Linked DNA regions of Mus musculus: region 2 is linked to region 1. A link is a loop called in an ENCODE intact Hi-C map of the cell type or tissue named here. Cell type or tissue: heart. All regions are shown on one strand. Each heading gives the region's core, and the rest is flanking DNA. Links, peaks and the distances in the headings are about the cores only. Region 1 holds the start of Dyrk2 (dual-specificity tyrosine-(Y)-phosphorylation regulated kinase 2). Region 2 overlaps Gm33439 (a long non-coding RNA gene).

Region 1 (6,630 bases), core at 2,413-4,912:
TTTTAAAGCCTCCCCAAATCATCTTAGAAATGATGTGTGCTGTTATGGGAAGAAAACCGTGGAGGTTAAAAAATAAAATCACTGATGAATAATTTAAGCATTAAAAGTTATAAGGATATATACCAATATCTTGGAATCTATAGAAATTAAAAGTTTTCAAAAATTTTATCATCGCCCATATATTATTATTATTTTTTAAAGCCAATGAGAATTGAGATATTTATTGGTTTTACTTTTAGGACAAGCTGACCCAAACTAAATTGCTCTAGTATACAATAAACGTCATACAAAAAAAAGAAAGCAAACTACCATGGGAAATTCCAAAGTTCATAATCCTGTCATGTGTTTAAGGGAGAAAGGGCCCCCCTGCTCTGCTCATTTTTCTTCCTGCCCTTTCTTTCTCCCTCTGCCATTCCTCCACAGTTCCTCCCAGGGGTAACTGCTCCAGAAACAAACACATAAACACTTTTGAAAATGTGGAATATTGGGACTCTGGATCTGTAAAGGTTCTAGTATTTATAATTAAGCTAATACTGGTTCCCAGAACTAGTAGTCCCAAATAGTACATTAAACGAAGACTCGGGAGGGTGTGTGACTCGGCAATACACATCAGAGTTGCCTCTGGACTCCTGACAGCTCAGTTAACCTGTGGAGTCTGCCTCCTCAGGTAAACACACAGAGGAGCCAGATCAACTCTGTGCTCCTTAATGCCTGATCTGGGAAACCTGCAATGTTACACAAACCAAGTCGAAAGTAACATTTGAAATACAAAGCTTCACTTTCAAAACGGAGCATCCAAGGATGCAGAGTAGCCGAAGTTCACCCTTCAACTACAAACAGCCATGTCACACACAGGTCACAAAGCACAGGCGTCTATCCCGAAATCGCCTTCATGGCCTTTCCTCTCTGATGCCACACAGGCTATTCTGCTAGTGACAACTTCTCCTTCACCCGGTTCCATGACATATTTCAACCGCAAAGAAGTTCTGATCAGGCTAAGGCCATCCTTACAAAAACTGGGAAACCAGAGGCAAACTGAATTATTTCTTTTCCAGTTCACACCATGTAACATGAGCACACCAACACATGGGGGAGGGGGAGCTGGGGGGAGGGGGATGGACGCTGTATTTTCCAAACTGTCAGATGATTCAAAACCAGCCAAAACCACAAAAAATCCAAACCTCTAAAACCAATGGCTGTTCCTTTGTAGGATGCCCTTGTGGCAATCACATCCCTACTAACTGCAGGCTCTCTTTCCCAGCAACAGTACAACCCAGATGAGTTAATTCTGTGTATGTCCAGCCCCTAGGATAGACCCACAAGAAAAACAGAGAGAATAACAAAACATGTCTATGAGATTATCTACCTCTCTTATATGTCTCCATTACAAACAACTAAAGTCCACCTTCTTCTCATCTCCTGTGATAAGCAAGTTTCAGTCACACATGATTCCCCACCCCCCTCCCCCAGAGATGCTCCCTGCAGGCCACAAACCATGGGTGGGTGCTCTCAACCAACTTTCACTTGGTAACAAAATCCTATGCCCTGCAAGCAACCTCACATAGAAACCATCCTAGGTTGCTCACGCTCCCAGAGAGCCTTTGGGAAAGAGACCTTTGAAACCACCACCTTCTGCAAGCGCACACCTCCTCTAGGCTCCAGGTCACCATCCAAAGGCCATCGCTGGGAGCCGAGGAAAGGTACATTCTGAAGTCACATCCAGCTTGCCAGTCTCTACAGCTACCAGTCCCAGGCTCCGCTCTCCTCCCCAGGGACTCAAGGGACAGCCCTTGTCAGGTGCCCTTCCTTTGCCACCTACAAAGCAAAGCCCAGTCTTTCCTTTTGAGCAATATCCACGTTGAGAATCCTGCGGGGGGGGGGGGGTTGTTTTGTTTTGACTACTGCTGTAGCTCTTATTTTTGTTAATGTTAATTACAATTTCTGCTGTGCTCAAACCTGTAGCTCTCATAAAACATGCTTACACACGCGGGGGACAATTGGCGGGTGCTCCCTGCTGGCTGGAGCCAGGCCTCGGAGGCTCTTTGGGGGATCGATTTTCCGGGCAGGGTAGGCTAGCTGTCCCCTAACACATACGTTTCTATAAATATCCACTACCCCTGGGGTTGGGAGTAGATGTTTACCGGGTCGGGGGGGAAGGGAGCTCTGAGAAGCAGAGATGAAAAAAGGGGGAGGGGGCGCAAGGAGGAAGTTCCCAGGAAAAGGAGCCTGGGGTGGGCGAGCACCAGAGGGAAGCAAGGGGCCCACGCCACGAATCTCCTTTGTGGCAGCAGCTCGGGGCTCGCCCAAGTTGCAGAGGGCGGCGTCGAGGACAGGCCCCTGCTAGGGGCGTGGAGATTCGGCCCTCTCTTCCCACAGTCGGAACCCAACAAGCCAGGGGTCTGCCTGGCGCCCACCCGAAGCCAGGTCTCACCGTGTGGGCTGTAGTGGTAGCGTTGCTGGCCCGGAGAGGCGGCAGGGCGATGGGGGAGGGCGGGCCGGTCCCCACTCCGCTTCGGGGAGCCCCCGCGCCGATCCCCGGGGAAGCCTGAAGCTGGCGAACGGCGGTGTCCCCTCCTCGGCCTGGGAGCCACGCGCGGGAGGAGACAAAAGAGGGTCAGGGTGGGGGAAGAGAGCCACCCAGACCCCCCGCCCCCGCCCCGGTGGGCAGCGAACCCCCTCTTCTAGGGAGAAGATGGAAGGAGACACCCGGCCCGGGAAAAGCCGGCGGCGTGCGGGAAACAAGGGGGGTCGGGACGCGACTCCCCAGCGCGCACCCGCCAGCTGCAAAGTTAAGTTCGCGACCCGGCGGGGAGCAGTGCTGGGCCGGAGCTCCGGAGCCCACGTCGCCGGGCCGGGGGAGGGGAGGGCGGGCCACCGAGAAGGCGCAGCGGCGGGGTCGCGCTCCGGATGGCCCTCGCTCGACCCGCCGGGTTCGGGGATCCCGGGGCACCAACGCGCGCAGCCCGCGCCCCACGCCGCCGACAGGGTCCCGGGGCCCTTACCGGTCGGGTAGGCGGCGGGAGCGGCGGCCGAAGGTTTCCTGGTTAACATGGCCGCGGGAGAGGAACGTGCATGGCAGTGCTGCCCTCGCCGCCGGTCCCGCCGCTACTCCTCGCCGCCGCCGCCGCCGCCTCCTGGTCGCCCCTCACGCGGGTCACCCGCGCCTCGTCGCCGCCTCGCTCCCGCTACAGCCAGACACACGCAGTCCGCTGCATCCCCTCGGCCCGGACCCGCCGCCGCGAGCCCCCCGCTCTCCTCCTCGCCGCCGCCGTCCCCCTCGTCCTCGGGCGGCTGCTGTACCCCCCGGCCCGTGCACATGCCTCGCCCTCCCCTGCCGCACCGCTGGCCTCCCCGACTCCCTCACATCGGGGCCGCGGGGAGCGGGTTGCGGCCGCCGGGACCCACTCGCTCGGGAGCCTCCTCCCGGGCCCGCGCGCGTCCGCGCACACTCGCACACACGCTCGCCCCCGCGGCTCGCGCCCGAGAAGGCCAGCCCCGCCCCCGCCGAGGCCCCGCCCCGGACTCCCCCCACCCCCCACCCCCGGCCCCAGCCACACAGGCTGGCGGCCACCCCACCCCCACCCGCCACCCCGGGAGTCCCACCCCCTCCGATCTTCCGCAGAGCCGCCCTCCGCTCCCAGGAAAACTGCGACTCCGGCTCGCCCTGTGCCTCCCCTACGGCCATCTGCCCTCTACCCGGGTCCCCCTCGCCCCTGCGACGCCCCTCCCGGCACTACCGCGCAACCTACCGCGGCCGGCCTCCTCCCGAAATTGCTGCAGAGACCACTCCCTCTTCCATCACGCCCCTAAACACCGCTCCTAATGGCTGCTCCCAGACAATACTGCGGCCCCCCACCCCTGGCCCCGACCCTAGTCCCTGTCCCTGTCCCAGTGGCCCAGCCAGCCCCTCTCCCCAGTTTATCATGGAGAGAACTTAGTTGTATGAGGGTCACCTCGGAAAGTCAGGCTCCGAGGAGGGACTGCGGCTGAGCCTGGTGACCCAAGCATGGACGAAGGAAGGGGCTGCCCTTCCACCTTCATTTCAGCCACGCACGCCCTCCCTGATTCACTGACACCGAGTGACCGCTGCCCTCCAGTCGCTAGGACAAGGGGAGGCAGACAGGCGCCTGTGGACCGCAGCTGAGGTAGCAGTTGGCTGTGGGTTGCTAGGCAAAAATAAACATCAGAGACACCTCCCATTTCCTTACAACTCCAAGCCTTTCCCCGGCGCGGCGCGGCCACTGAGACAGACACACCTTCCTTTCAGCTCTCTGCTGCACTGGTGCGACACCTCTGATTCCTCACATCCTCGGAGGAAAAGATTCCTTTTCCCTTTCCCTTCCCAGACACGTGGAGAATTTCCCCGCCCTTTTCATTTGTGGTCTATAGCCTCTGTTTCCCAGAAAGAACAAAAATTTTCTTCTCTGTCGTCGCACACCTTATGCTTTGTCGCGCGTGGCACACTTGTGCACCTTTGTCCACTTGGACAGCCAGGTGTGGAGGGAAAGCTTCAAAAAATCCCAGCAGATAGGGAAGAAAGTTGGACCGCATCCAGGCATGCACTTCCTTCCTGGGAGGTGCCTAATTTCTGAAGTGCTCCTGGAGTCCCGGGTCCATTTTTTACTGTCCTGTTCATTGTGTCTGTCCCCAGGTCCCCGAGAGTGCTGGCCCCAGCTAGAGCAGACTTCAGTCCAGAGGGAGCTACCTCCTGCTGTTCTGTGGGCTCTGCTGTTTGCAAATTGTCATAGCAACCTCCTACAAAGATCACCTCAGCTTTATCCAAATGCCAAAGGGACCGGCCCACATTACAGTGTGACCCTCTAGGGCGCCTACAGAGTAATAAGAGGAGGGCACACTCCACCCTCGAAGAGAATGAGAGACAGAGACAGACAGAGAGGAGAGAGGCAAGCAGACAGGCAGAGACACACAGAGAGACAGAGACAGACTAATTTCCTTCCGTTTGGGGGTCCTTTTACAAGAAAATAGGGCCACGGTACAATATTAATAATCGGCTCATGCCATGACCTAAATTGCCCCTAGCAAGAAATCCCTCCCTGCGCTTATCGCCTGCAAACTCACTCGGGAAGGCTGGAGTAGCATTCAGAATTAACCAACAGAAAGGGGATACTAAGGAGCAGCTACATGGCTACAATGTATCTGAGATCCTCGGAGTGGTCTCGCTATTGCTATGCTCGCAGCCTGTGCGCTTTCAAGAAAATTCAGGCAGTTTTCCCCCTTACTCTTTCTAAACAATTATCTCCTTCCCATCTTATTTTTTGAATACTCCATACGACTGATGTTTGAAAAGAATACTGTTCTTAAATATCAATTCCAGTATCAACTTATTTCAAATACCATTGCTTCAAAATTAAATAAATAATAAGAAAAATCATAAATAAGAATACTAATAGTACAGGTACATTCTAGCTCTGTTTCCAAATTAATAATATTAATAGAATAAAAATAAGGGAAAATGAACACTTTTTTTACAAAGAAAATTATTTGCTTTAATTAAAGAAAAGGGTATGTGTCTCATTTAGTGAACTTTAGATAAAATACCTTTTACTCTATGACAATTTCATAATGCAAACTATATATTGATCATATCTACCCCCAACTCTCTCTGCCCACTCCCCTCTCCCACACCCTATCCCAACTCTCTCTCATGACCCCACCCCCAGCCTCCAGCAACTGCCAACATCTTTCTCCCCTTCCCCTCCCCCCTCCCCCCTCCTCCCCCTCCTTCTTGACCTTTTCATTGTGCTTTGGTTTTCTAGAGCCCACTGGGTCTAACTAGCTCTGTCAGGTTGCTGACTGTTTGGTTTCATCTTGCAATGGTGACATGGCTCCTGTGAGTTCTTGTGTGCAATGGCTATGTCATGTCCTGAAGGTAGTGTCTGTTCCCTCTCCCTGTTCTGTCTTTCAAACCCAGGGTTTGGAAGATGGAAGATCACAGCTCTCTGTCTCTCTCTGTCTCTCTGTCTCTGTCTCTCTCTGTCTCTGTCTCTGTCTCTCTCTGTGTCTCTCTCTCTCTCTCTCTCTCTCTGACTCTCCTCTGTCTCTGTCCCTCTCTGACTCTCTGTCTCTCTAACACATACACAAATGCACACGTGCGTGTACATTTCAATTCTCATTGAACTAAATAAACACTATGAGATATTAGAAACCATGTAAATGTGAGACATGGTCTAAGTTTTCAAGGAGCGCCTAAAACAGACAAGAAAAGTCACCTTTAACAAACACATGGATTACAAACTAAAGACATTCCCTGTCTCTCAAACCCACTCTCTACTCTTCCACCCACTCCCTACTGCAGGAGCCTGAGACAGCAGCAACTGTTCTCTTGCCCACTGGTTACCAGTAGATTGGATAAGCAAACACTACTAGGCAGAGATCGAAAGGCCCGAGGACAATGAAGTCAGCCTCTATCGCTGGCTCTTCCTAAGACATTCCACCACAAGTTAGTAGTCATCTTCCATGAGATTTCTTCCACATGCTAGGCATGGAACCCAAGGCCTCATATAGGTCCAGCTAGAGTGTTACCACTAAGCTACATCCCAGCCTGGATGTGCCTGTGACTGAAGATATCAGCTCCTGTTGGACAGGCCTCTTCCATAGATGTCCATTTTC
Region 2 (6,630 bases), core at 2,737-5,236, 110 kb before region 1:
TCTGACTTCATTATCTCTGATGGACCGCACAAATGGAACAGGGCGGGCTGAGGCTGGAGACGACCCTTCAGGGCGCCGGGGTGAAGCCGGGGCTTTGGAGCAGTGTAGTCTTATGGCAGATGTTCTCATCTTCTGGGATCTCTCATACAATCAAGACTCTCAGAAAACAGCCATGTGCACGCTCTTCATCATTAAACCACTAGCGCTCTAGCCAGAAGAGACACAGCTTGGAATCCCAAATCTTACTTATGTAGTTAGTTAGCTAGTTAGTTAGGAGGCTAGACTTGGAATAAAGGCAGGGAGGGCCTCAAAACAAGCTAGGCCAGAACTCCTCCATGACAGAGTGACTCTCCAACCCCAAATCCCAACCTTGAACAGACTTCTCCTCATCCAACGTCTACTAGTTTCCCCTCTTGATAGCAAAAGTACAGCACTCGGGAGGCAGAGGCAGGCTGGTTTCTGAGTTCGAGGCCAGCCTGGTCAACAAAGTGAGTTCCAGGACAGCCAGGGTTATACAGAAAAACCCTGTCTTAAAAAAAACCAAAAAAAAAAAAAAAAAAAAAGTACACTCTGATCTCTTTCCCTGAGCATCTGGATCAATCGCCAAGCTGCCAAGAGTTCTCCGTGCTTTGATACACAATTTGAATCTTGCATTCCACAAAGTCATTTGGATTGCTATTCAGATGTTGTTTGAATAGCTATGAGCCTACAGCATTCCAAATGTAGGCATCTGCCCAATGGCACCAATTGAGGCAGCAAGCCCATGAGAAAGGCATGACTGACTGTTTCTACTGGTCCACAGAAAGCCCGTGTTCATGAGAGTAACCTGCTTAGGCAGCAGTCTATTCACACGCATGCGTGTGTGCACGCACACACATTTTCTATTTGCTGAAAGGTGGCTCCATTTGGCCTGTGGGAGCTCCATCGAAAATTGTTCAGTGGATCAGGTCCACAATCATGGTGAATAGTGGGTGAGAGAGTGTGCTGGCGAAACTCTGAGGGCAAGAATATAAAGAGGAAAAGTAAAGGGTCCCAGGCCTGCCCTCTGGAGTCAAACCCAGTGCCCTGACCAACTTCACCCCAGCCTCTCTCAACACTAAGAAATGCTAGGATCCACTGTGTGCTTATAAAAATGTGATGCTGGGGCAGAACAGCCAGAATGAAAGAATAAAATTTGCACACACACATGTACATACACACATACGTACACATACACACAAAAACACACATACAACATGGACACACGACAAACAGCATACACACATACACACACAACTTGGACACACAACATACACACACATACATACATGCATATTTACCCATACACACATACACACATACACATACATGCATACATATATACATGCACATACATATACACATGTAAATACACATAAACACATACTCACATACACACACATACACATACATGTACATGCACACACACACACATACATGTACATGCACACATACACACAAAAACTCACATATACTCATGCACATACAGATATATACACATACATGTACATGCACATGTGCACATGCACACACATACATACATATAAACACATACCCACATACATACCAACACACAACACATATGTGCACAAATATATACACACATACAAACACATGTTCATTCATGCACATACATGTACACATACACACATACATACACATGAACACACACTGACGGGATGCAAGTCAATGCAAAACTACCAAGTTAATACAGTGGAGAGTGTGTGTATGTGTTCCCTGGCAACATTTTTGTCCTGAGTGGAATAATGAAGGTTTGGCCTGGATCCAAGAGTGGGCAACCAAAGGGAAAGGTAGGCTTTGCGTGCCCCACAGCAGTGATAGCTATGTCTGCTGCTTAGAATCCAGTGCTCGGAGCTCTTTGAATCAGCCTCTCTGGGCTCTCTGAAATTTCCCAAGCCTGTACCCAGGGTAATTGTTCTCATCTTGTCTAAGTGCTAACTGAGTTCTAGAAGTTCTTCATTAATATCATACATATGAAAAATATATGACAAAATTTCCCCCTCCACTGTGACAAACCCTTCCATCTTATCTAAGGCCTCAGGCCACCATTTAATCTAATAGTCTCCCCATCACAAGAGAAGGGAATATAGCTCCTTTTACTTATGTCATGCAAGCTGTGTTCAACTCTGTAAAAGTGGTGCTGGTTTCCATCGAAGGAATTCCTCCTAACCAACAGGCCGGGCAGAGCATAGTCCAGTGGCTGTGGGTGACAGTCCTGTGCTTATCGATCTAGAGAGTCTATAAGCTATGGGGTGGGTGGGTATGGCACACACGCAGAAGGAAAATTCAGGGTTGGGCTGGCCATGTATTCTGACATACACAGGGCCTGGGGTTGATCCCTACAATTAAAATGAAAAGGAGAGAGAGGGGCAGAGGGAGAGACAGAGACAGAGACAGAGGCAGTAGGTCAGGAGCATGACAAAAGGAAGGAAGAGTATGGGGCGGGCACAGCAGAGCAGCCCACGTAACAGACAGGAATCAACACCTTCGTGGAAACTGTGATTTGAGCTGCTGTATCCTCAGCCACAGAAATTATGCTTCTCTCTGAAGTGCTGGTCGAGCACTCTAAATGATACCTTTAGTCCTGGAATTCAGTGTTCCGCTTCCCTGCAGGATGGCAACAGAGACTGGATCCAGAACCTAGTGTCTGATTCTGATTCTCAAGTCACAGAACTGTACATCGTGCAGACCCTTTTTTAAAAACAGCCCGCTATGAGAAGTTGTTGTGCTGATTTAAAATGTTTAGCGAGTAAAAAAAAAAGTTAAATATTTATAAAAAAGGAAAAAAGCTATTGCTCAGGCCTAAGTTGTTGCCATCGGTCGCTTCTATCACCATTTTGTGGTCCTGGTTAAAGGAATATTGCTATAGAAACTGAGTTAGACTCAGGTGGGACCGTAAGCTGGGGAGGAGGCCCTAAACTACAACCTTCAGCTCTCAAGCACCATGTTAGAGACACATTTTCTTCTAAGGCAACAAACACACTGGTGATTAGATTGTGTACTAAACTCTAGTTTTCAGGAAAGCCCCACCCCAGATGCCATGATTCGAAGTCTGGTGAGTAGAGTAGTCCTTTGAAGGGCAGGTCAGACCGACTGAGAAGAGAAACCAGAGTTTGGAAGGCATTGAATCTGTAGCCACCTGTCAGCCAATTCCCTTCCTCCCTTTGGATCTTCAGCTGTGTGGGTATTACCCCTCACCTACCTGCACCAGGGCCTTCTCCTGATGCTGTGAGAAATAACCCCACCCCCCTAAAAAAAAAAAAAGAAAAAAAAGAGAGCGATGTCCAGCCATAGTATCTGGACTCATGCCTTTTATCCCAGCACTTGGGAGGCAGAGGCAGGTGGATCTCTTAGTGTGAGGTCGGGCTGGTCTACTGAGCAGGTTCCAGGACAGCCAAGGAGAGAGAGAGAGAGAGAGAGAGAGAGAGAGAGAGAGAGAGAGAGAGAGAGAGAGAGAGAGAGAGAGAGAGAGAGAGAGAGAGAGAGAAATGTTCCCATACTGATAATGTTGATAGTATGGGGCTCAGCTTACAAACCCAAGGTAGTTATGTTGTTATTATTTTTGTTTGGTTTTTTTTTGAAGTCGGGTATATGTAGCCCAGGCTAGCTTTAGCTTTCAAAGTACTGGGGTTAAGGTATGCCCACTACACTGAACACTGGTAGGATCTTTTTCCAAAGAGTATTTCCATTGAACAGAGGGAAATTCTTCCTGTAGAGGTAGTCACCGTGGTGAGGCTGAAAGTTGGGCTCCTGTGTCGTTATGTCATCTTAGGAAGTCTTTATCGCCTTTCTAGGAAGGAGAGTCTCTACCTGAGAGACTCACGAGTCCACCCTTGGAGCTCCCTCACAGGCTGAGGACGGCTCTTTTCTTTGGCACACACAGTGGCTTTCTTTCTTTGGCATGCACAGAAGCCAGAGTCAGTGCTGGCAACGGCAACCACAACAAACCGGCCACGGCAAGGGCACATGCGCAGTTCTGCCTCACACGTGGGAATTCGGGCCAATTCAAATATTTCCAAAACACCTCTTGCAGCCAAAAGCTCAGCCCTGGGGCAGCCAGGGGCAAGAGCTACAGTTTTCCACCTCGGCCCGTTCTCACGCTGCCCTTTTTGTGAGTGTTCGGAGCAGGCTTATTTAAGATGACCCATGCCTTGGCTCTCCTCTCAGATAATCAACTATGCACAAAGGCTCAATCTTGTAGCTGTGTAGACGGTTGTGATCTGGTTGTAAGTTTTACAGAACCGTCATTGATATTCAGTACCACCAAATACTGCGCATGTGCCTTTGAGCCCACTGTGCCTGGCTCCGAGCGAGCACTGTTTAAAATAAGAAAAGGAGAAGAGGAAATTAATGAATTCAAGGGGCTCAAATGGCCCAGAGATGCTGAGGGCGAGGGCACAGCTAAAGACAAAGAGACTAGTGCAGTTTGGGAACCCATAATGCAAGCATTAAACCAAATCTACAGTGTGTGTGTGTGTGTGTGTGTGTGTGTGTGTGTGTGTGTGTGTAGGCCAGAAGTCAACCTCAGATGTTATTCCTCAAAGCACTATCCCCTTTGGTTTCTGAGACAGGGCCTCTCAGTGGCCTGGAGCTCACGGACTCAGCAAGGTTGGCTAGCCAGTTAGCCCAGGGATCTGCCAGTCCCTGCCTCCCCAACTCTAACATTATAAACACCCACCATCATAGCTTCTAGGTCTTAAGCTCAGACCCCCATGTGTGCACGGCATTCGATTTCCTGACTGAGCTATCTGCCTTGTGCAGATAAAGAAGCTGATGCTGATGGAGAGCAAATGACGTATCCTAGGTAACGCAACCAGCATCAGGGATGCAGGATGCAGAGCCAAAGCCAAGATGGCAGAAAGATACCTCTACTGAAATTCTCACAGTGCATCCACCCATGCAGTCAGTTGCATCTGTATAGTCTGAAATGTGCCAGTCATCCTTGCAAGTTTTATAATCTCACTAAGACTATAAGTTCCCTGAGATCAAAGACTACGGTCTTTACATTGGAGAAGAAATCGAGGGAGCTGGACAGATAGCTCAGTGGTTAAAAGTACTTGCGGCTCCTGTAGAAGACTAGGGTTTAGTGCTAGCACCCAAGGCAGGCAGGTTACAACTTAGACTCCAGCTTCGGGGAGTCTGATGCCCTCTTCTAACCTTTGCAGACTCCTGCACTCCTGTGTGCAACCCTACCACCACACACAAAAAAATAAAAATTAAAAATAAAATCTGTAAGAAGTATAAAAGAGAGGACTTCCGGTTACTAATTATGACATAGATGGTAGTAAGACATGAACTTACTAAAATAAAAAAGAACAGAATCGTCTTCCTTATCCCCCGGGTAAGTAAGGGCCATTTTAAAATGGCGAGTGGCAGGTTGGCCTCAAGTTCCAAAGGAGAGAACTATCATAGAAAGGCTAATTAACTTTCTGAAATAGCTCCATGGAGAATAAAGAGGGCAGTGGAAGCCACCAAGAGCATTCCGAACGTGTCAGTGAGAAATGAGTCCACAAAGAGATAATGTAAATCCATCCAGCTTAGCTCCCAAAGGCCCCAGATTCAAATAACTTCAGAGGCTCGGCGCTTTGATCCTTCTGCTCCTCCCCCTGGGCTTCGAACCTCTACAGTTGCTGGAGGGCAGGAGTCACAGTGGCTCAGCCCTGGCGCACATGTGAGCGGAAGAGCAGATGGCTGTGTGCAATGAGAATCCAATAAGAAAGAAAGAAAGAAAATCAGCAAAATCCTTTAAGCAATGACCCCCAGGCAAAGCCACCAAAGACTGGGGGGTATTCAAAGGTCTAGGTATCCCATGCAGCTTCGAGGAGCATCTTAGGCACGGCCTCAGAGGAAGCTGAAGGAAAAAGCTATCCTCCTAAGAACATTGAATTCTCCACAGCATCTCCTTTGAAAACATTTGCCTTATGAGTGCGGGTCTACCTATCTCTCCTGTGTCCTACAGGTCCTTTTGGCAGTCTATATCCAGGTGTCCAGTCCAGGCCCTATCTACCTTCATAGGAATACAGCATACACATGGAAGTAACACAAGTGCATTAAAAATTAGTGTTAGATGATCCTCAGCAATATCTATCACCAGGCCTTGGGGTTTTCATTCATATATATATATATATATATATATAAAACACACCCTCTAAGAACTATTCTGGAAAGACGCAGGCTTTTTAACATTCGTCTGGCTTCATCTCTGGCTATCATCTCCTGCCAAGGCAGGGCCTTGCCTTTGGACGCCATTCCTCCCCCAGTCCTGTGTCCCAGCCAGCAGGGTCATAGCCAGCAGAACACATCTGTGCTTATGGCCTAGCAAAAGGAGGAGGGACATCCTCCCAAGTGCAGCTTTTATGGAGGCCGCTGCTCCTGCATGAGGGACACAAACGCCTGCCACCAAGTCACTGAAATGTGATTTGCAAGCATCCAGGGCTGGGTGCTGTAGTTGCTGTTTAGAAATTAAAAAAAAAAAATTGTTTGCATCTAATTGCAGTTACCATCTGCCCACAACTTTAACTCTCATCCATATGCCAGTCTGAAACTGCCACAGTAGCCCCAGGTCTCCCTGGCCTTGATGACAGATAAGAG

What was found. Peaks named below come from ENCODE experiments on the same cell type or tissue, not always from the same donor. Only the 100,000 strongest peaks of a DNase experiment are listed, where the experiment ranks them.
Region 2: a loop joins it to region 1, with 2.3 times the contacts of the local background. A loop is called at or near these places in 1 of 42 quality-filtered maps.

Annotation. Positions count from the first base shown.
Region 1 is chr10:118,865,719-118,872,348 of GRCm38, forward strand. It overlaps Dyrk2 (dual-specificity tyrosine-(Y)-phosphorylation regulated kinase 2), which reads right to left and starts at 3,185. Exons shown (of 3, transcript NM_001014390.2): 1 at 3,003-3,185; 2 at 2,432-2,580. The coding sequence starts at 3,051. It overlaps Gm40777 (a long non-coding RNA gene), which reads left to right and starts at 6,059. Exons shown (of 3, transcript XR_872090.1): 1 at 6,059-6,630. In heart, for the core only: no CTCF peak of the experiment used is centred there; DNase peaks (open chromatin) are centred at 2,803, 3,403, 3,693, 4,183 and 2 weaker places; H3K4me3 peaks cover 2,500 bases; H3K27ac peaks cover 2,500 bases.
Region 2 is chr10:118,754,970-118,761,599 of GRCm38, forward strand. The region is part of intron 1 of Gm33439 (a long non-coding RNA gene); the gene reads left to right. Among named protein-coding and RNA genes, the nearest start is that of Gm33439, 12 kb to the left of the region's middle. In heart, for the core only: no CTCF peak of the experiment used is centred there; a DNase peak (open chromatin) is centred at 4,012.